Linked DNA regions of Homo sapiens: region 2 is linked to region 1. Evidence: chromatin loops called from intact Hi-C (ENCODE). Cell type or tissue: mammary epithelial cell. All regions are shown on one strand. Each heading gives the region's core, and the rest is flanking DNA. Links, peaks and the distances in the headings are about the cores only. Region 1 holds the start of NRXN2 (neurexin 2). Region 2 has its middle 41 kb from the start of LINC02724.

Region 1 (9,747 bases), core at 641-8,640:
ATGATGTGGATGCCTCCCGTGGAGAGGGGAAGGGTTGATGAAGTCCCAGGGACCTGGAAGTGTGTTCTGCAGCAATCCCCCTCCCAGCAGAGATCCGTGAGGAGGAGGTACAGACGGTGGAGGATGGGGTGTTTGACATCCACTTGTAATAGATGGTGAGTCCTCCCACAGCTGGCACCAGAGCTCCCCACTGAGGGCTGGGGGGGAGCTGGGGAGTATCAGGGAAATGGGTGCTTTATCCAAATGGCTCCAAGCCAGGTGGGCTACTACCTTGTTGTTAGGGGGGTGTCTTCCTCACAACCTGTTTTTCTCTTCCCAGCTGTGGTTGGATCAAGGACTCATTCCTGCCTTGGAGAAAATACTTCAACCAGAGCAGGGAGCCTGGGGGTGTCGGGGCAGGAGGCTGGGGATGGGGGTGGGATATGAGGGTGGCATGCAGCTGAGGGCAGGGCCAGGGCTGGTGTCCCTAAGGTTGTACAGACTCTTGTGAATATTTGTATTTTCCAGATGGAATAAAAAGGCCCGTGTAATTAACCTTCACCATCAGCGCCTAGAATCCCGGGGGGTAGGGGGATGGTATACTTTACAGGATGACAATCTTGGGAGCTAGAACTTTGTAGCCAGAGAAACTTGGGAGGTCTGGAATCTCATGTGTCTGGAGTCTTGGGGAAGAGAATCTTAGAAGCAGAAAACCTTGGAACATAAGAATCTTGGGGAGGGTCTAGGATCTTGAGGAGACCAGATCCTTGGACATCTAAAACTTGAAACTAGTAGGTCTGCACCCGAGAATTGCAGGGCCAGTCATGCATACCCAAAGCCTTCAGCCCATGGCCGAAATTCCCTTGCTGGACAGGGGGCCTTTCAGCCCCTGCTTGGACGCTTCCAGTAACAGGGCCCTCACTGCAGGAATCGTGGGAGGGAGAGGGGCAGCACAGAGTTGCTGGCTGTCGGGGAAGGGAGGGAGGGCCCTGGGCAGTCCGAGGGCCCTGCTGGGCTTGTGCCTCAGGGTGGGGGCTGCACTCCTCCGCCTTGCAGCCTCCTGGCCTGGTGCTGCTGCCAGCCGGAAGGACAGTGACTTCCAGAGGAAATGCATATTGATCCTGCTTTCAGCCTCCGGTGGTGGCTTCTCCCAACCCAGCTCTTCCCTCCTGAGCCTGCAGCACGGAGGTTTTGGGGGTCACTGCTACCTAAAGAAGGCTAAGGCCACTTCTGAGGCTGGTCTGGGAGTTTACTAAAGGTTCTGAAGCTGGGCCGGGCTGCCCCTGGGATCAGGAGACTCCAGACAGCAGTCCTGACAATGGGAACTACCTCCTCAGTCCCCCAAACTGGGAGGTGTCCCACAGCAGCTGTAGGATTGTCCTAGGGGTGGAGACCTGAGCACCTTCCACTCCAAAGCACAGTATCTGTGGGCCTGGCAGTGGCCTCAGTTCCCCCATGAGTGCCCCGGTCCCCCACCCCAGGGTTTCCCCACATCACATCCATCCCTGCTTTGAGACCCCACTCCCCCTGGCCTGTTCTTTATTTTGGGTCACTCCCTTCTCTTTCCTGGTCATATCTCTCCTGCAGGCCTACCCTGTGTTGGGCCCCCCAGCCCTGTCTCTGCATCGGGTGCCCCCCTGCCCCTCCTTCTGTCCTCAGCCCCCTCCGCCCTTCCCCCTCTTGAGGCTGTAATATCCGTTTCACGATTTGGGGGCTGAGTTGCTATAACAACAGACGGCGATTGTGTTGTGAAGAGCAGCTCGCTCCTGTGCCGCCTGCCTCCTGTGCTGCCTCCATCCCTGCAGCCCAGTCGGTTCCTCTTGGCTCCTCTCGTCACTACCCTCCAGTTCCAGTCTGGCCTCTTCCTGGTGTGTGTGTGTGTGTGTGTGTGTGTGTGTGTGTGTGTGTGTATGCATGCATGCATATGTGTGTCCAGGTCTGCCTGCCCGGGATGTGACAAGTAGCGGTCTTCATGGTTGCATGTGTCTGAATTTGGTGTCTGAGCTTCACATTGTATGCGCCTGTGTGCATGTGTGTGCATGGACATGCATGCTGTATCTGCTGTGTTTCCCCTCCCCCATGTGTCCCCACTGGCCTTTGCACATGGGAGAAGGGCATGTGCTCAGCATATCACTCAACTGTCCACATTGGGTGGGTACCTGTGTGTGGTGTGTGTGTGTGTGGGGTGTGTCTTGAAGTGGCAGGTCCCAAATGCTTAGGCAATCTGAACCTTGGACCTTGCAGAGAGGAGAGATGTCCCTGTAGGTGGGAGGGACAGGGAGATGCAGCAGCTGCCCGGTGACCTTTTCTGCCCTTGATGGGCAAAGCTGGGGGTAGGGAAAGGAGACAAGTGCTCATACTTACCTCCCTCCCTGCCCAGGCTCCTCTGTAAGGGTCTGAGTCTGTCTCTGTGAGCCATTGCATCTGTCTGTCTATGCCCTGATGCCTGGATGGACAAGGGGTGTGTGTGTGTGTGTGTGTGTGTGTGAGTGTGAGGAGGCTGCAGGAAGAGGAACAGTGGGGGATGGGCAGGAAAGTGGGCTGTGGGGTCAGGGAGGCGATTTCGCATTCATAGGCCCTGACGCAGCAGTTCCATTCTCTGGCTCCTTCATTGGCTTTGGTGGGGATGCCCTGGGGGTCTCTCCAAGGTCAGAGTGGGCCCTAAGTCTGGGACCTGGCTTAGGGATCACCCTTCTCGACTCCTAGGAAAAACTCCTTGCAGCCTGGGTCCCCCTCTTACCCCTTCACAGGCTGGGGAAGGAGTTTCCCACCCGGGGGGTTGGTGTCCGCATTAAGCCACTCAGTAATTGACCACTCTCTTTGAAGTGCCTGGGCAGGGGTCCAGGATGACTGTGGGCAGGTCCCCTGGGTGCAGCTGTTCTGGGCATGCATTAATTGCCTGGTGTAGGTACCTGTGTGCACAAGTGTGTGTGTTCTTGGGCAGTATATGCTTCCTGTGGGTGTGTTACCATGGTGGGGCATTTCTGCAGGTGTTCTTATGTGTCTCTGGGAATGCCCAGTGTTCACAGATATGTGTGCATGGCTGTGAGTGCCCCAATGTCCATGCATTGGTGGTTGAATGTAAGTGTTCTTGCATGTTGCCTCTGGCTAAGGAAGTGCCAACTACCACCAGCTGTGCAGATCACAGACCCTGCAACAGAAACCAGGGTCCTGGAGTGAGCTGGCAGAATGGTCTGGCACACATACACACACACACTCTGTCTCTCACTGTCTCATTCAGCAGCCCAGTGACCAACCTCGGGGTATACACACTAAGTGCCAGTGTGTGTACACTTTTATTGGCGGAGTGAGTGAAGGGTGTCCCCCAGTCCCCCACACTCATACACATGCACAGTGATGCATGTACCCTTACAGGAGAGACCTGCGCCCCCCAGCACCACTCTAACTGAAACTCATGGATGGGAGGAGGAGAACAGAGAAGGGGGCTGCTGCCAGGTGCCCTCAGTCACCAGGCATGTGCAGGCGCAACCCTGCCCCCACACCTACTCGTACCTCGGTCCAGGGTTCCAGGCAGAACTGAGAGTTTGGCCTCAAACTCTGGGATTCCCATGAGGCAGGACTGGGAAACCCCCAAGTTCCTAGGTCTACCCCGCCCCCATCTCTGCCTTTCCTTCCCCCACCGCCTCCGTCTTTATCCCAGCAAAGCCCCTTCCTCTTCAGTTCTGGGGGCTCCAAGCCAGGGGCCCTCCGGACGGTGGGAGGTGGGGGCCAGGCTACCGACTGGAAAAAGCCCCCAGCAGCCATGGACCCACCGAGTCCCCCTTCTCTAGGCTCCTCGAAGCCCGGGCCCGCCCCTGGGGGTAGCCAGCAGAGGGCGCTGCGGCCCAGGCCCCGCATCAGCCCTGCTCTCGCGGCGTCCCAAGTCGGGGTCCACAGCCTCTCCTTCGGCTTGTCCCAGCCCCGCGCTGCGCGAAGACCTGCTGGCCGTGGGGGGAGGGTGCGGGACCCAAGGCCCCGAACTAAGGGGCGAGGGGCGAGGGGCGAGAGTGCTTGGGTTCCCGGAAAAGACACTGAGGCCGGGTTTGGGGCCCGCCTGGTTGGGGGCCCGGGCGCCCGAGAACCTCGAGAGGCTGGGAGGAGCGCGGGTGCTGGGGCCGGGACGCCTGGGTCCCGCGCGAGGGAGGGAGTGGGCCTGTGGAGCCGCTGGACTGGCGGCTTCTGAGCCCTTGCATTGGCTGCGCTGCTCGCCCGTCAGCGCAGCGTGGTCCAATGCGCGCGTCTCGGGGGCGGGCACTGGTGCTGATGCTGCCGTCAGTCGGTGTTGCAGGGATGCGGCGGCGGGAGCAGCCGCCCTGACTCGCGGAGCATCCTCCTCGGAGAGGCACCGCGGCGGGGCGGGCGGGCGGGCGGGGACGCGGCGGGGAGGGAGAGAGGCGCGAGGCGGCAGACACCGCTAGCCCTGGCTCTGCCACCCGTCGGAGACGGGGCGGCCCTGTAGCTCTGCTACCCACCCTCCAGCTTCTGGCGCCCCGAGAACCAGGTAAAATGGGGGGGGGGGGGCGCTGCGGCGGAGACGGGCGGGGGGCGGGAGCCGATCGGGGGAGGGGAGCGGATCGGAGGGGGCGAGGGAGGCAGGACGGATGAATTGGGGGGCGGGGGCGCCGCGCTGAGAGGGCTGGCCCGGTGACAGCGAGGAGGCAAAGCCGCTGGGGGCTTGGGGGTCGGAGGCTCCTGTGGAAGGGGCACTGGCCCTGAGAGCTGAGGAGAATGGGGAGGGGTGGGAGGAAGGGTCTTTGGGGGAAGGGATGGAGAGAGGAGGGGCATCCAGAGGACTTAGAGGGGGTTCTTAAAGGGGGGTCCCCAGTCTGTGCTAGCCCCAGAGGCTTGAAGCAGCGCCGGGCCAGAGGAGCTGTTGTGTTCTGGAGGGTCTAACCAGCGAGAAACTGGGCTTCGTGGGAGGAGAGGAGAGGGGGCTGGAGAAGAGAGAGAAGTGGAGAGGGAAGGAAAGGGGCCAGGCCAAGGGCTTCGTCCTGAGGGGACCCACTGAGGACCAGGCTTTCCTGGGGGATGGGAGCCAAGGGGAGAAGAGGTTATTGGGAGAGAGCAGAGGGGAATGTGCCAAGGTGCTCCAGGCAGAGATGGGTCTGTGCTGGTGGAGAGCTGGGAAAGATGGGGTCTGAGGGAGAGGAGCGGAAGCTTGCGGGGGAAGGCTGGGGGTGATGAGACAGGGAGACTGGGAAATCAGTAGGAGGGGGCTTTGCTGGGGTGGGAATGCGCTGGGGGCGGTGACAGGGTTCTGGTCAGAGAGTGCTGCAGGGGGAGAGGAAGCTGCAGGGCCCTTGGCTTGCTCCCCCACCCCTAAAGAGGAAGGGACCATTTCTCATGTCCCAGCCTCCTCCCCCAGCTGAAGCAGCAATCTTCCCTGGGGTCTTTGGGTTGGGGTATGAGCCCTTGAACCCTTGATGGGCTTTTGGGGCACAATTGGCTTTGGGGTGCTGTTGTCTCCTTTACTCTCACCCCCCTCCTGAATCTTGGGAGAGGGCATTCGATGCCTCATTGAGCTAGCAAGGGCTGGGAGGGGCTTTTTCTTGGTGTCTGGAGGTGAAGGAGGAGGCTGTCCACCTGGAATAATGAAATAGATTTTTAGGGGGTGGGTCTTGGGTCCCCAGTCCCTTGGCTGCCCTGGGGGCTTCCAGATAGCCCTGTTTTTTCATGTGTTGGCGGGTGGGCGTCTCTCCTCTTCCATTCATTCTTATCCTTCCCTGTTGTCTACCTTCCCAGTGTCTGGGTGTTCCTTTTGGAGGAGGGTGGACATTAGGGTCTTACTTTCTCTGTCTTCTGCCAGAGAAGGAGAAAGAAAGAAGGGAGAGGGAAGGAGAAGGGGAGGGAGGTCTGCAGTCTGCTAACTGTGAGGCCTTCTGTTTTGTGGGTGCTTCAGCCCCTCAGTCCCTACCTCCTCTTGCTTCCAGGGATGGCTCTAGGGATGCTGGCATCTGAGGTGTGGCTGGATCTTTTGGGAGACAGGGGAGAAGGGTCTGGCTGGGGGCTCTTCATTCATGCTAGAGGAAGTGTTCTCAGACCCATCCTATCCTCAGATCCACAGGGGTGGGCGGGATGGACCAACCAGCCACGGCTGCCGGGCAGTTCTTTCCAGCCCAGGCCTGGGCTGAATCCATATGACATTGGAGTTCTGAGAGGAGGGGCTGGGTGCGCGAGTGGCTGGTGGGGACCCCTCTTTCCTTCCAGGCTCAGTCACTACCCAGGTCCAGCTGCTCCCTCCCGCTTACCCTTGCCAGTGACACAGACACTCTGACAATGATACACGCGCTCGGTGGCACCCACCCAGACACACACCTACACAGGCACACACACCTGCGTACACAATACACCTCCTGGCAGCATACAGCCCACACTCCCCACCCAGAGAGGCTGCCACCTCATGCCTGCCTCCTTGAGACCTCCCCCAGGTGCCTTGCTGCCATGTACACAACACACACACGGCCACTACGTGCCCCCAGAGCCCCCAGCGCAGCACTGCCAGCCCTCACCCTTGGATGCACACAGCCCCCATCCAACCACTCACCTCCCCAGGCTCACAGCCATCGCAGGCACACCTGTGCTTCTTCCTCATACACCTTCAGTCCTTGCAACACACCCTCTCCTTCCAGACACCCCATCCCTCCCAGGTCTACACAGCATGTGGGCACACCCTCCCAGACACACCAGTCCCTGCCCCCCAGCAAGCTCATCCTGAAGTACCATGTGCATGTCTGTCTGGGTGCTGAACACCTTGCCCCAGGCCTTTGTGTGTGTGCACGTGTGTGTGCACACCAGCACATGTTTGCTAACACACTTAATGCTGTGGCTCACCCCCTAAACCTCTCTTCTACTTTCTCTCTCTCTCACTCACTTATCTTTGTACCTTCGGCGCAGGGCCTCCTACCCCTCCTGGCCACAACCACGACCCTTCCCAGTGGAGTCCAGCCCCCACCTACACCTGGTTTCCCTGGGAGCCTTCCCATTTCTAAGTGGCCCCACCCCCCGCATTAATCCTCAGGCACAAGGGCCCCTACACCTGCCTGTGCACTGGAGACACTGTCCTTTCATTCGCAGCTCCCAAGCCCAGCCCCCACGGGGATGCCCCGATTGTGTGTCCTCACACGCCACCCACCTTGCTGCTCCATCTGTTGGTGCAGCTCCCTCGCCCCTGCCCCTTCCACACTGATGGGCCTGTGGGCTCTCGGAGACTCATTCAACAAATAGTCTGGTGCACACTTTCAAGGATGTGTGTGGCACCTTGTTATTTACGAAGCTGCTTCCCCACTGCCACCACCACTGTTTGGCATGGTGGGGTGAGGGTGAAGGTGGGACTCCGCTGTGCTCCTCAGTGAGCCTCAGTTTCCTCACGTGTGAAATGGGATCCTCATCCCTACCTAGTGGGATGTTATGAGGACTCACTGAGAGGACAATGATGGCAATGATAGTAGTAACAAGCATGTTTATTGTGTACCTACTGTGTGCCTGGCCTTGTGCGAAGCACTCTGTAAACCTTACTTTGAGGTATTTGTAAGACACATAGAAGGTCCCCGTAAATGGTAGCTATTTTTATTGTCATTATCATAACCTTCCCTGCACGCACACACACGCGCACACACCTGTCATAGATACCTTTAGGAACATTCCCAGGCACCTCATGCTTACTCACAAGGCCGCCCCTGGAAGCCATCTGTCCCCCTCTGCATCACTGGGGTGCACCCGCCCAGGCTGCTGTGCCCCAGCTGTGCACAGCATAGGTAAGCTTGGTGCTCATCCCTCCCACCACCTACCTCCATGCTCCCATGCACCTGTCCTCCGGCCCCCACTCCACCAAGTCATTCCATTGCACCTCTGTCCCCAGCCCACCCGCTTCCCCAGCTCCATGAGGCGGCAGCAGCCTCATCCTGTGCACCCCGAGCTACCAGCTCCTGGGCCCAGCCCGCTCCATGCTTCTCTCCATGACACAGAGAGCTGCTTGGCGACCTGCAGACATGGCCGCTCATGCCCAGCCCACCCTGGCATGGGACTCCGACTTATCTTTAGACCTGTTTGTTCCTTCTACTGCCCTCTGAGTCAGGACAATTGACCAGCAGAGTTGAGGAGGACACGAGGGATAGGGATTAGACAGAACCAAATCTGAATCCCAGCTCTGCCATTTATGATTTGTGGGACCTTGGGTGGGTCCCTTCTCCCCTTTGAGTATCTATTTCCTCATCTGTAAAAGGGGCAGTGATAATACTTGTCTTGCTTACTTTTCTCACCAAGCCCTGGTGAGGATCAGAGGAAACACTAGGCACTCGGTACTGCAAACTGTAAAAGGCCGAGATGAGAAGTTTTAAAAAAATCATTAATACGACACACTTTTTTTTCACACGTTAGTCTATGCCAGGCAGTGTACTAGGAGCTTTATGTATGTTAATTCTAATTTTGACAACACTATTATTATCTCTATTTTATACATAAAGAAAGTGAAGCACAGAGAGGCTGAGTAACTTACCAAAGGTCACACAGCTGGATAGGGGTAGAGCTGGCATTTGAACCCAGGCTTCAGAGCCAGTGCCTCTAACCACTGTGCTGTCTTGTTTTTGCTGCTGCTGAGGTTGTGGCTGGGTGTGGAAAGGCATGGGGTCTTCCCTTTTTTCTGCCAGATCATCACGGCTGGAAGGAAGGGGGAGGTAGGAACTGTTCACCGTCTGCCAATCTTGCCTGGAATTTCACGGGGGAAAGGGGACCCTCCAAAAAACATTCTGCACCTGAAAAGGACCTCAGGGGTCAAGCAGTCTGCTGTCCTCTTCCATATGATTCAAGAGCCTCCCCCACACCGAGCCTCTCTGAGCAGCAGTCATCCGGTCTCACCTCGAACACCCCCACAGACGGGGAACTCACCACCCCCCGAGGCAGCCTACTCCACTGTTGGATGCTTTAGATTGCCAGCCAGCAAGTTTCTCTTTAGCCTGAGCCAGAATCTCCCCCCATAGCACGCACTTCTCCCACCTGTCCACGGGCTGCCTTCTGGGGCCACCAGAATGTGTGTAAACCCAGCTCTTCCTCCCTGGCGCCTGGAGGAGGCCCCTGCTGTCTCACTCCCAGCTGGCATGAGAGGATGCTGGCGTGAGGAGAGGAGAGCCAGAGGGAGGCCGGCATCCCCATGGCTGGAGGTGTGTGTATGGGCGTGTGTTTGTGTGTGTGGGCATTGACAGAGAGGGGGCTGTGTGGATGCGGGGAGAGGGCCCCTGGCCAGGGGCTCTGCTTGTGTGGGCATGGATCACCATTTGCATACTTGCCCCTGATGGCGTAGGGCTGAGGCCTTTGGTCAGGTTGGAGGGCCCAGGTCTAGGTCAGCAAGTGCAAGGGGAAATGTCTGGAAGGGAAGGCCAGCGACTTTGGTTCTAGTCTTGCTTTTCTGTGTGATCCCAGGCCAGCTCACTGCCCCTCCCTGGGACTCAGTTTCCACATCAGGAAAAAAAAGAGAAGATGAACCCCATGAGCTCTGAGATCTCTGTCTCCCAGTCCCAGGAGTGGGCTTTAGAGTGGGGCACCTGAGAGAGCTATGTCCCCTGTGAAGGCCAGATCAGAGGAGGGTGGGCTCTGAGCCCCAGACACAGGGGAAAAGAAATGCCTTGGAGCCCTCACACCCTTTACCTGGACTGTGGCCTTGGGCAAGTGAATTCATCGTTCTAAGCTCAGCTTCCTGGTCTGTAAGCCTGAGTGACAAAATGACCTCCTAGAAGCCGAAGGATTGACTAAGACAGCGCACATGGGGTCCAGCCT
Region 2 (9,747 bases), core at 1,191-9,190, 230 kb after region 1:
ACGCCGTCTCCAGGTAGACAGCGTCAGAATTGAATTGGAGGATGCCTAGCTGGTGTCCTCTGCAAAGTCGATTGATTGCTTGGTGTATGGGGGAAAAGATCAAGCAGATCAATCAAGAAGTATTGCTTGTTGATTATCGAGTGAGAGAATAGGAAAAGCACTTTTGTTGGTTTCTGGTTGTTCTTTTTCCTATGTCCTCAGACCACCCTTTCCCGGCACTCTGACTTTTGTCCCCTTAGCCTGAAGGGACTATGAAAAACAAGGCCCATCTTTTCAGGTATCTCATTGGGATGGGAAAATGTCCTCAGAGCAAAGCGGCTCTGAGTACTGAGAAGCACATGGCATCATGGAAGTAGGTTGGTTACCTAGAAAAGATTGATCAAATAAGCAAAATATTGAGGAAAATGAAAGCCAGGTTTCTCACTGCCGCAGAAGTTACAGACACGGAAAAGGAGGAAACTGGAATGAACGCTGTGTGTTAGATTATAATTGGAGGGATGAACTAATGGTTTTCAATACTTATGGACAGATACAGAAATGAATATAGATATAATTGTGTGTGTACGTACATGTGTTGCTAGCTTTATCCACCAAGAAGGCCTGGATGCAATAACACCCCAACAGCAATGAGCGTGCCCAGCACTCAAATCTTGGTTTCTAAATACCATTCTCCCCTAAAAGCAACCAGGATTTCTTGGGAAAATGGCTGATTCCAGGGTTGAGGTAGGAAAAGCACAAGATAAACCTATAACATCTTTTGTGCCAGAGAGTGAGCATGTGCTCAAAAATCGAAGGAGATGAATTAAAAGGACAGAGGAGCCAGCTCTAAAGGGGTCCCGCTTGTTCTGACATAATTTGAACACCAAACTAGATAATAATAACATAACCTATTGGATAAAACAGAAAGCCATATAGATACTAATGAATGAATACATAAATGAGGAGAAGAAAAAATTTTCTTACAACAAAATGCCAACTAACAAACGTGGAAGAAATTATGGAATTAGAAAAGTTACCATTTGGTAATCATCATAGCTGTTAGTAATCAGTAATTTAGCCAAGAAGTATCAGTAGATGTTAATGCTGATGAGTGAAAGTTTGAACAGGCAGGAATATTTACGTGGTTTCGAGGTACTTCTTTACAAAACATTTGTTAAATACAAAGGGAAAAATAATAACTTTACGGTGGAGACACCTGGCAGATACCATTTTAGCCAAGTGACCAAAGTCACAGTCAAAGCATGATGTCCCATCACCAGTCATAGGATAAATCTATGTTGTGTTCTCCCTGATAGGATACAATGGAAAGAACACAGCCCAACTGCTATGATAGTCCTGCCAAAAATGCGTAACCTGAATCTAATCAAAAGGAAGCATCAGACAATCCTGTACTTGAGGAACATTCTACAAAATAACTGATCTGTGCTTTTCAAAAGCGTCAGGTCATACAAATCAAGAAAAGACAGAGAAACTGTTAGATTGAAGGAGACTGAAGAGATATGTCAACTAAATACAACTTGTGACCCAAGATGAGATCTTGTTGGTACAAAGGATGTTCCTGAGAAATTGCCTAAACATGAATGCAGGATTCTGTTGATTAGATGGTAGTAGTGTGTGAGTGTTAATTTCCTGATGTTGATGTTGCCTTGCTATGCAGGAGACTGTCCTTGTTGTAGGATGTACACCCTAAAGAATTTGAGATAATGGGCATCAGGCTGGTAATTAATTCTCAAGTGGTTCAGAAGGGGAAAGCATGCTATTTGTACTCTTCTTGCAATTTTCTTTTTAAAATTCTTTTTATTTTATAGAGACGAGGTCTCACTATGTTGCCTAGGCTGGACTCGAACTCCCAAGCTCAAGTCATCCTCCCACCTCAGCCTCCCGAAATGCAAGGATTACAGGGGTGAGCTACCTCACCCAGCCCAAATTTCTACAAGTATAAAATCATTTCAAAATTAAAATTATCTTTAGCTCTAAAAATATGAAATAATAGCAAAGAAACTGGTTAAAACATAGACATCTAAATATTGACTATGAAGCAATAATAATAATGTCTAATTTTAGGGATTAAAAAAGATAAAAGTGAAGACAACAATAGTATGTGTAAGTTAGATGGGTTATATAAGAATTAAAGCATTGTAAAGTCCTTAATTAAGAGAATGAATATATTGATTAAATTTAGATTTTGTTAATTTAAGTATACATATAAAAAAATCTATGGTTAACACAGAAAGAATAAACAAACAATAGGAAAAGGAAAAAAGAAAAGTTAGTTCAAATGAAGGCAAGAAAGGGGAAGGAAGGAAAAAGCAGAACCAAAATAAGATGGTCACAAGAAGTCCAGGCAGATGGAAACAAAAAGCAAACATGAGTGGTAATATGAGAGAAAGTGGAATTGAGGGTTAAAGCACTAACTAGAAAAAAATGGACATTACATAATGATAAAAGCCACCATTTATGAAAAAAATAGATCTGTGTCCACAAAACAGTGCCGCAGGTAGACATAAACAAAAGCTATTCTAAATGGTAGGAGACTGCAGCCTGACCAACATGGTGAAACCCTATCCTACTAAAAATACAAAAATTAGCCAGGCATGGTGACACATAAATCCCAGCTACTTAGGATGCTGAGGCAGGAGAATCACTTGAACCCAGGAGGCAGAGGTTGCAGTGAGCCGAGTTCGAGCCACTGCACTCCAGCCTGGTTGACAGAGCGAGACTCCATCTCAGAAAAAAAAAAAAAGAGAAGAAAAGAAAAAAGAAATGGTAGGAGACTTTGATTAAAATATAGATCCATGACCAGGCACAGTGGCTCACGCCTGTAATCCCAGCATTTTGGGAGGCCAAGGCAAGTGGATCACCTGAGGTCGGGAGTTCAAGACCAGACTAACCAACATGGTGGAACACTGTCTCTACTAAAAATACAAAAATTAGCCAGATGTGGTGGCGGGTGCCTGTAGTCCCAGCTACCTGGGAGGCTGAGGCATGAGAATAGCTTGAACCCAGGAGGCCAAGTTGCAGTGAGCCGAGATCACGCCACTGCACTCCAGCCTGGGCAACAGACTGAGACCCTATCTCGGGGAAAAAAAAAGATGCACACACGTATATGTATGTGTATATATTTATGTATGTGTACATGTATACACATATCAATATGTGTAAACACACATATACAAGTATAGTGGGAAATGTCAATATATACAATAAGATACACTAAAATCTTCATACTTAATAGAAATATATCTTTATATCACCTGAGTAGGGATTCATTTTTTCAAGTCCATGGAACACATTCCTGTTCTTAGCCATAAAGAAATCCTTGAGGATGTCTTTATTTATTTTTTATTTTTATTTTATTTTTTGAGACAGAGTCTCACTCTGTCGCCCAGGCTGGAGTGCAGTGGCATAATCCTGGTTCACTGCAACCTCCACCTCCCAGGTTCAAGCGATTCTCCTGCCTCAGCTCCCAAGTAGCTGGGATTACAGGCATGCACCACTACACCCATCTAATTTTTGTATTTTTAGTAAAGATGGGGTCTCGTCATTTTGGCCAGGCTGGTCTCAAACTCCTGACCTCGAGTGATCCGTGCCCCCACCCCCCTCGGCCTCCCAAGGTGCTGGGATTGCAGGCGTAAGCCACCGTGCCGGGCCGAGAATATTTTTTAAACAGGCTTTACCAGCAAATCCTCTAAACATAATCCAAAACAATTGGGAATAATTACTACAGAGATAACCCAAAAATGTTTACAACTTCAAAATTAAGAGACACATTCCTAGCTTACACCTAGCTCAAATAGGAAGTTTTACAACGGCATATTATCCTGCAAGTAATAATAATAATAATAATAATAAAGGACGTTTCATCCCGAAATCTGTGTGAATCCTCAAAAACCAATACTCACAGGAAATGTTAGCACTTTAAAATGCTTTCGTTATTAAAGTAGGAAGATGAGCCAAGCACATCAAAAGAACGAATATGTTGTATTCATCCTAAGAAATTAGGAAAGGAAAACGAAATTATTCAAAAGAAACCAAGAAGAGTAACTGAACCAACACAAAAGCCACACTGATGGAAGGGAGGAGTGGGTCTGCGCCGCGGATGGGCGCTGTGATCAGATGGCGTTTCCTGAAGATGCTGCTCAAGCTGGAGAATGTTCTAGAGAGAGGGTGCAGTGGGTGCAGGAAACTACAGCCTGCTGTCACGGCCAGGCAAGCCACACGCCCATGATGGGGGTCGAGAAGAGCCCCAGTGGGCAGCGTGGGGACTGGGTGGCCACTGGGAAAGGGAGGCTGCTGCAGAATCAGATTCCGTGGGACTCGGGTGAGATCCCTCAGAGGACGCCCTCAGAGCCACAGGTGTTGTTCAGCAGTCCCTGATTGGCACACAGACGGCTGCAGGTGTGGAACAGGCCACTTGCGGAAGCACAGGAATGGAGGCCGGTTGGTTCATCTGAGCAACAGGAGGGTGTGTGCCCGCCGGCACGTGGTCTCCAAAAACGCAGTGTCCTGGCCACAGTGAATCTGAGAAGCAACCATCATTTATGAAAAGGCATGGCTCTCTGGATGCACTTATCAGACATCCACATGCGTAAGTCCAGAAACCGTCAGTGTGAGCACAAAGGAAGACGAAGGACCACGACGCCAGCATCAACACGCCACGGCGAGCTGACAGAAAGGACGAGGGACAGAGGAACAAGGAACTCCCCCGTGACCCCGAGACCTGGGGGCCTCAGGCCTGCTGTGAGTGGGTTTGGCCCCTCCTGCGTGGGAGGCAGGGGCAGTCCCTGCTGCACGGGGTGAACACAAGGTGAGCGTGTTGGGTTGGTCTCCATTGAGGCTGCTCAGAAGGGAGTTCCATTCATTCTTCCCCGGTAACATCCACAGGGTCCTTCCGCATCAGCACACAGCTCCCCACTGCGTGGTCCTGTTCTTGAACTGATGGCCTAACATCAACAAAGCCTCTGAGCCCTGAGACCCTCCTCTGGCTGGGAGCCACGGTATCCATGGCAACCATGGCTGACACAGAGGACGATGCGGACATCGTGGGAAACAAAGCCACATCTGAGTGAAACGCGCAGAGGTGCGGGTACCGGGGTACAGCGCGTGTGGGGCGCCCCCACGTGGTCAAGCAGGATAGAGGCGCATGCGTGTCCCGCAGGGAGTGTGGAAAACTGGCCCAAGCTGGAGTGTCCAGAGGACCATGCCTAAGGAAATGATTTTGTCACATTGTCTCTCGCAGCGCCCTGGCTTCTGGCAGTGACCCTCTTCATCCTGTACCTGTGCTGGGACCCTCTTCCTCCCGTGCCTGTGCGGGACCCTCTTCCTCCCGTGCCTGTGCGGGACCCTCTTCCTCCCGTGTCTGTGCGGGACCCTCTTCATCCCGTGTCTGTGCGGGACCCTCTTCATCTCGTGCCTGTGTGGGACCCTCTTCATCCCGTGCCTCTGTCTGACCCTCTTCATCCCGTGTCTGTGTGGGACTCTCTATTCTGTTGGGCCCAGGGAACACAGGGATGAGTTAGGCTCAGCAGCCCCTTCTTTCTAGGAGTGTATATGACATCCGAGTGAGTGTGTCTAGCTGTTGGAGTTACACCATTCAACTAGTGATTTAATATAATATTTTATGGTAAAACAAAAGCATACTATCTGTAGAGTGGAATGAATAATTTACAGGAATTTTTAAGGTCAAACAGAGACTTTCAAGGACTTTTACACCCAGAAGGGTCATTTTCCACCCCTTTGTACCCCCAGGGACCCGTATTTCCCTCTTCCGTGTTGGGGATGCTTCGGTGCAAATGTTTGAAAAGTATGTCCTGGCTCTAGAATCAGAAAGATTCTGCCTTTGACATATGAATTTGGAGGAGCACAAATGTTCGTCCATAGCATCATTTAATCTCTCTAAGCCTATTTCTCATCAAAAAAGTGGTGATTTAAGTCTATATACCCACAAGGCAAAGAAACCCGAAATGCATTCCTAAACTTCTTAGGCCTCTCGGATTACAGCTGATACTCATCATTGGCAATAATTATATTCTGTAAGGTCCCCTCAAAGACTGAACTAGAACTAGTGGATACTGAATTATTGCTTTTAGGGAAACTTGGGGTCAGGGTCCTGTGAGCCTCTGGTCACATTTTTTTTTTTTTTTTTTTTTTTTTAGACAAAGTCTGGCTCTTTCGCCCAGGCTGGAGTGAAGTGGTGCGATCTCGGCTCACTGCAACCTCTGCCCTCCAGGTTCAAGTGATTCTCCTGCCTCACCGTCCCAAGTAGCTGGGATTATAGGTACACACCACCACGTCTGGCTAATTTTTGTATGTTTAGTAAAGACGGGGTTTTGCCATGTTGGCCAGGCTGGTCTCGAACTCCTGACCTCAGGTGATTCACCCACCTCGGCCTCCCAAAGTGCTAGGATTACAGGCGTGAGCCACCATGCCCAGCCTCTGGTCACATTTATTAGTCAATGAATAAACAATTCTCCTTTATGTGTGTTTCTGTTTAAATATACATCATTTTGTGTCTATTGCTGATTAATTATCTCATGCCTGCACGAAGTGTATCTAACACATGTGTTTTCTCCATGGGGCAGGTTCTTGTGCTTAGAACAACAGATAGCACTTTAGTGCTATTCTGGAGCCAGGGCCATTTTAAACAAAATCACCTAGAAGAAACATGAAAATGCAAAACCATAGCACCAAATAGACTTCGAAAAAATGTGTTTATGACATAAGAGCTGAAGCAAGATGGCAGTTCCTTGTTCAGCCTCAACTGGGAACATACATTCAAAGCATTTTTTTTTTTTTTTTTTTTTGGCCACTGGGCCTGTCCATAAATGAACTCAAAAGGCCCTGACTGGCCGGGCGCGGTGGCTCACGCCTGTAATCCCAGCACTTTGGGAGGCCAAGGAGGGTGGATCACAGGGTCAGGAGATCAAGACCATCCTAGCTAACACAGTGAAACCCCATCTCTACTAAAAATACAAAAACAAAATCAGCTGGGTGCGGTGGCACACGCCTGTAGTCCCAGCTACTCGGGAGGCTGAGGCGGGAGAATGTCGTGAACTCAGGAGGCTGAGCTTGCGGTGAGCCAAGATCACGCCACTGCACTCCAGCCTGGGCAACAGAGCAAGATTCTGTCTCAGATTAAAAAAAAAAAAAGGCCCTGAGTGCTGATTTTGGATTTACAAATACATTTAAGCAAGTTGGCAAATTTGCAAATACAGAATCTGCATATAATGAGGGTGAGGATGAGCTGTCTGTGCAGCTCGGGTCCCTGTGACCCTGTGACTGGCTGTCATCTGTTTGGGTCACTGAACATTTTGCAGTTGTTGGATGTGGGGGCATGAGGGTGGTCTCATGGGGCTCAATCTGCCCCAGCCTCCTCTCAGTCTTGGCAAAGCCATGCTGGAACACTGAGAACTCGATTTTTCTTTTCTCTGAAAAAAATATTTCTACATTGGGGTGATCTTCAATCGCAGGTCTTCACTCTGCTATTTTCTCTCCAATGAGAAAAAAACGAAGTTCACCACTGGGGCCTGTGGCCATTCGTGGACCAGGGATATTGGTCCCCAATGCCTTGGAGAATCGTGGGTCTCCGATCAGGGCAGAGAGAGCATGCCAGCCATGTCCCTGCCCCCCACTCACCCACCCCCTGCCCAAGCTCCGGTCATCACTGCTCTCTGAGGGTGGCTGAGGCCCAGAGCTTCTTCTAAACAGCCCATTGTTCCTTCTTGCTTCTGGGACCCTCCTCTGCTAATTCCTCACAGCAGCACCAGCTACAAAATGTGTGGGTTCCGGTGCAAAATGAAAACACAGGCCTTTTATTCAGAAGTAGTATCAAGTTGGTGGTTGGAAAGCATTGGAACAAGCTTGGGCCCTTCTTAAGTGGCCGCACAGACCCATGAAGCCTGCCCTGCCTCAGAGCCCCAGGTCCTTTTCCTCCCCTCCTCCCACACCATCCTGGTGGTCCTTGCTGCCTTAGGCAGAGCCACGTGTCCATTTTGCGGGGCAGTGGCCCAGCTCTACCTACTAACGGCATTCCTGGCAGGAGGAGAACTATGAGTACTGGCCCAGTGGGCATAGCCCCAAAAAGGAGCTTAACCCATGATCTGGCCAAGTGCATCCACAGAGAGACTTGGGGTGGTCCCATGGGGCTCATGACTAAAGCTGTGCTCAAGGAGTCAGCCAGGTGGGGAAGGAGCATCCACGCAGTGCTGAAAACCCTGTGCAGGGTGCCTCAGGGTGAAGGGAGGTGGATTCGGCCAACAGATGTGTTGAGCTCTATGCATCTGCTGGTGCTGTCCATGGAGCTGGTAACTCAAAGATCAATAAGACATAGTCCCCTTAGAGGAACAGGAAGTCATTGGGAGGCACAAACCCATAAATGAATGATTACAACAAAATGTAATAATATCAACATGGAAGTGTGTACAGGAGGGGGTTCTGACTCCCTCCCTTCCCTCCCCATCCTGCCCTGGCCCCCAGAGGCCACTCCGCAGGTGGCAGATGGTGGACTTCTCAGCCTCCATAATTGCGTGAACCAATTCCCATAATAAATCTCCTCTTATGTCTCTATGTAGCCTATGGGTTCTGTTTCTCTGGAAAACTCTAATATGCCTCTGATACTCTATTTCTTTCAATCCTGAGCAGGAGCTGTTGGCTACAATGAAGTTTCCTCAGACATATACATGTGTGACTGTCACTGTAACCCATCACTCGCAGGGCTCCATGTGGCCCAGTCACTGCTTGATGTAGGACTGAAGGAAATGGCAGCTGGAATCCAGAAGCCACAATGATTCACAGAGAGCTTTGCCTAGAAGGCTACCCATAAATCCAGTGTAGGCTTCTCTTCCCCATCTCAAAGTTTCCCAGGCACAGAAGTTGCTGAAATCTCTCCACCTCTCCCCTCATTGATATCCCCCACCAACCAGGGGGAACCCCAAACCTTTCTGCAGCCAAAAATGACTCGGCCAGGCACGGTGGCTCACACCTGTAATCCCAGCACTTTGGGAGACCGAGGCGGGCAGATCACCTGAGGTTGGCATTTGAGACCAACCTGGCCAACATGGCGAAACCCCATCTCTACTAAAAATGAAAAAAAAAGATTAGCTGGGCCTGGTGGTGGGCACCTGTAATCCGAGCTACTCAGGAGGCTGAGGCATGAGAATTGCTTGAACCCAGGAGGTGGGAGTTGCAGTGAGGCAAGATCGTGCCGCCGCACTCCAGCCTGGGCACCAGAGTGACACTCTGTCTCAAAAAAAACTCTCGAGACATCTTTTCACAGGAACTGGACTGAGGACCTCATTGCCACCCATGGGACCCCAGGGAGCACGTAGTTCTCTCTCTGCTTTTCTTATGAGGATCGATGGTGGAGTTTCCGGTGAATGAAACTCTCTACCTGTTGCATCCACGTCAAAATAGGTAAGACAAAGAGGTGTTGCCTTGAGCCATGCGATTGGGCTGTTTTTGGATGATGGGACTATGAGTGAGTTTTCCCCTTCCGCTTTTTACCTCTCTGTACTTTCCATGTTTCCACCAGGGAGTGCCTTATTACAAAAATGATCAGAACTAGAAGACAAAAAAATAATCAAAAGGGAAATAATTAGGCTTGAATTGACATGTAAGATCCTATTATTGGCAATCAGGGATCAGGCTGGGAGTTCAGCTGGTGGGTGGCCATTCTTCGGTGCAACAACTATTTATTGGATGCCTTAACGAGGTGCGGGAGAGCTTGGGGTGAGAATGGACGAGATCTCT

What was found. A loop is a pair of places that touch in the nucleus more often than their neighbours do. Peaks named below come from ENCODE experiments on the same cell type or tissue, not always from the same donor. Only the 100,000 strongest peaks of a DNase experiment are listed, where the experiment ranks them.
Region 2: it touches region 1 in a loop (16-fold over the local background); 3 of 110 quality-filtered maps call a loop at or near these places.

The regions. Positions count from the first base shown.
Region 1 is chr11:64,717,704-64,727,450 of GRCh38, reverse strand. NRXN2 (neurexin 2) reads left to right here and starts at 4,254. Exons shown (of 23, transcript NM_015080.4): 1 at 4,254-4,480. It overlaps RASGRP2 (RAS guanyl releasing protein 2), which reads left to right. Exons shown (of 17, transcript NM_001098671.2): 16 at 91-155; 17 at 320-540. The coding sequence ends at 149. RefSeq lists enhancers at 1,316-2,154, 3,364-3,413 and silencers at 3,794-4,093, 4,080-4,374. In mammary epithelial cell, for the core only: a CTCF peak has its summit at 3,814 (motif pointing right); a DNase peak (open chromatin) is centred at 4,200; H3K4me3 peaks cover 432 bases; H3K27me3 peaks cover 610 bases.
Region 2 is chr11:64,485,360-64,495,106 of GRCh38, reverse strand. No RefSeq gene overlaps it. Among named protein-coding and RNA genes, the nearest start is that of LINC02724, 41 kb to the right of the region's middle. RefSeq lists an enhancer at 4,615-5,116. In mammary epithelial cell, for the core only: a CTCF peak has its summit at 5,121 (motif pointing left); no DNase peak of the experiment used is centred there; H3K27me3 peaks cover 178 bases.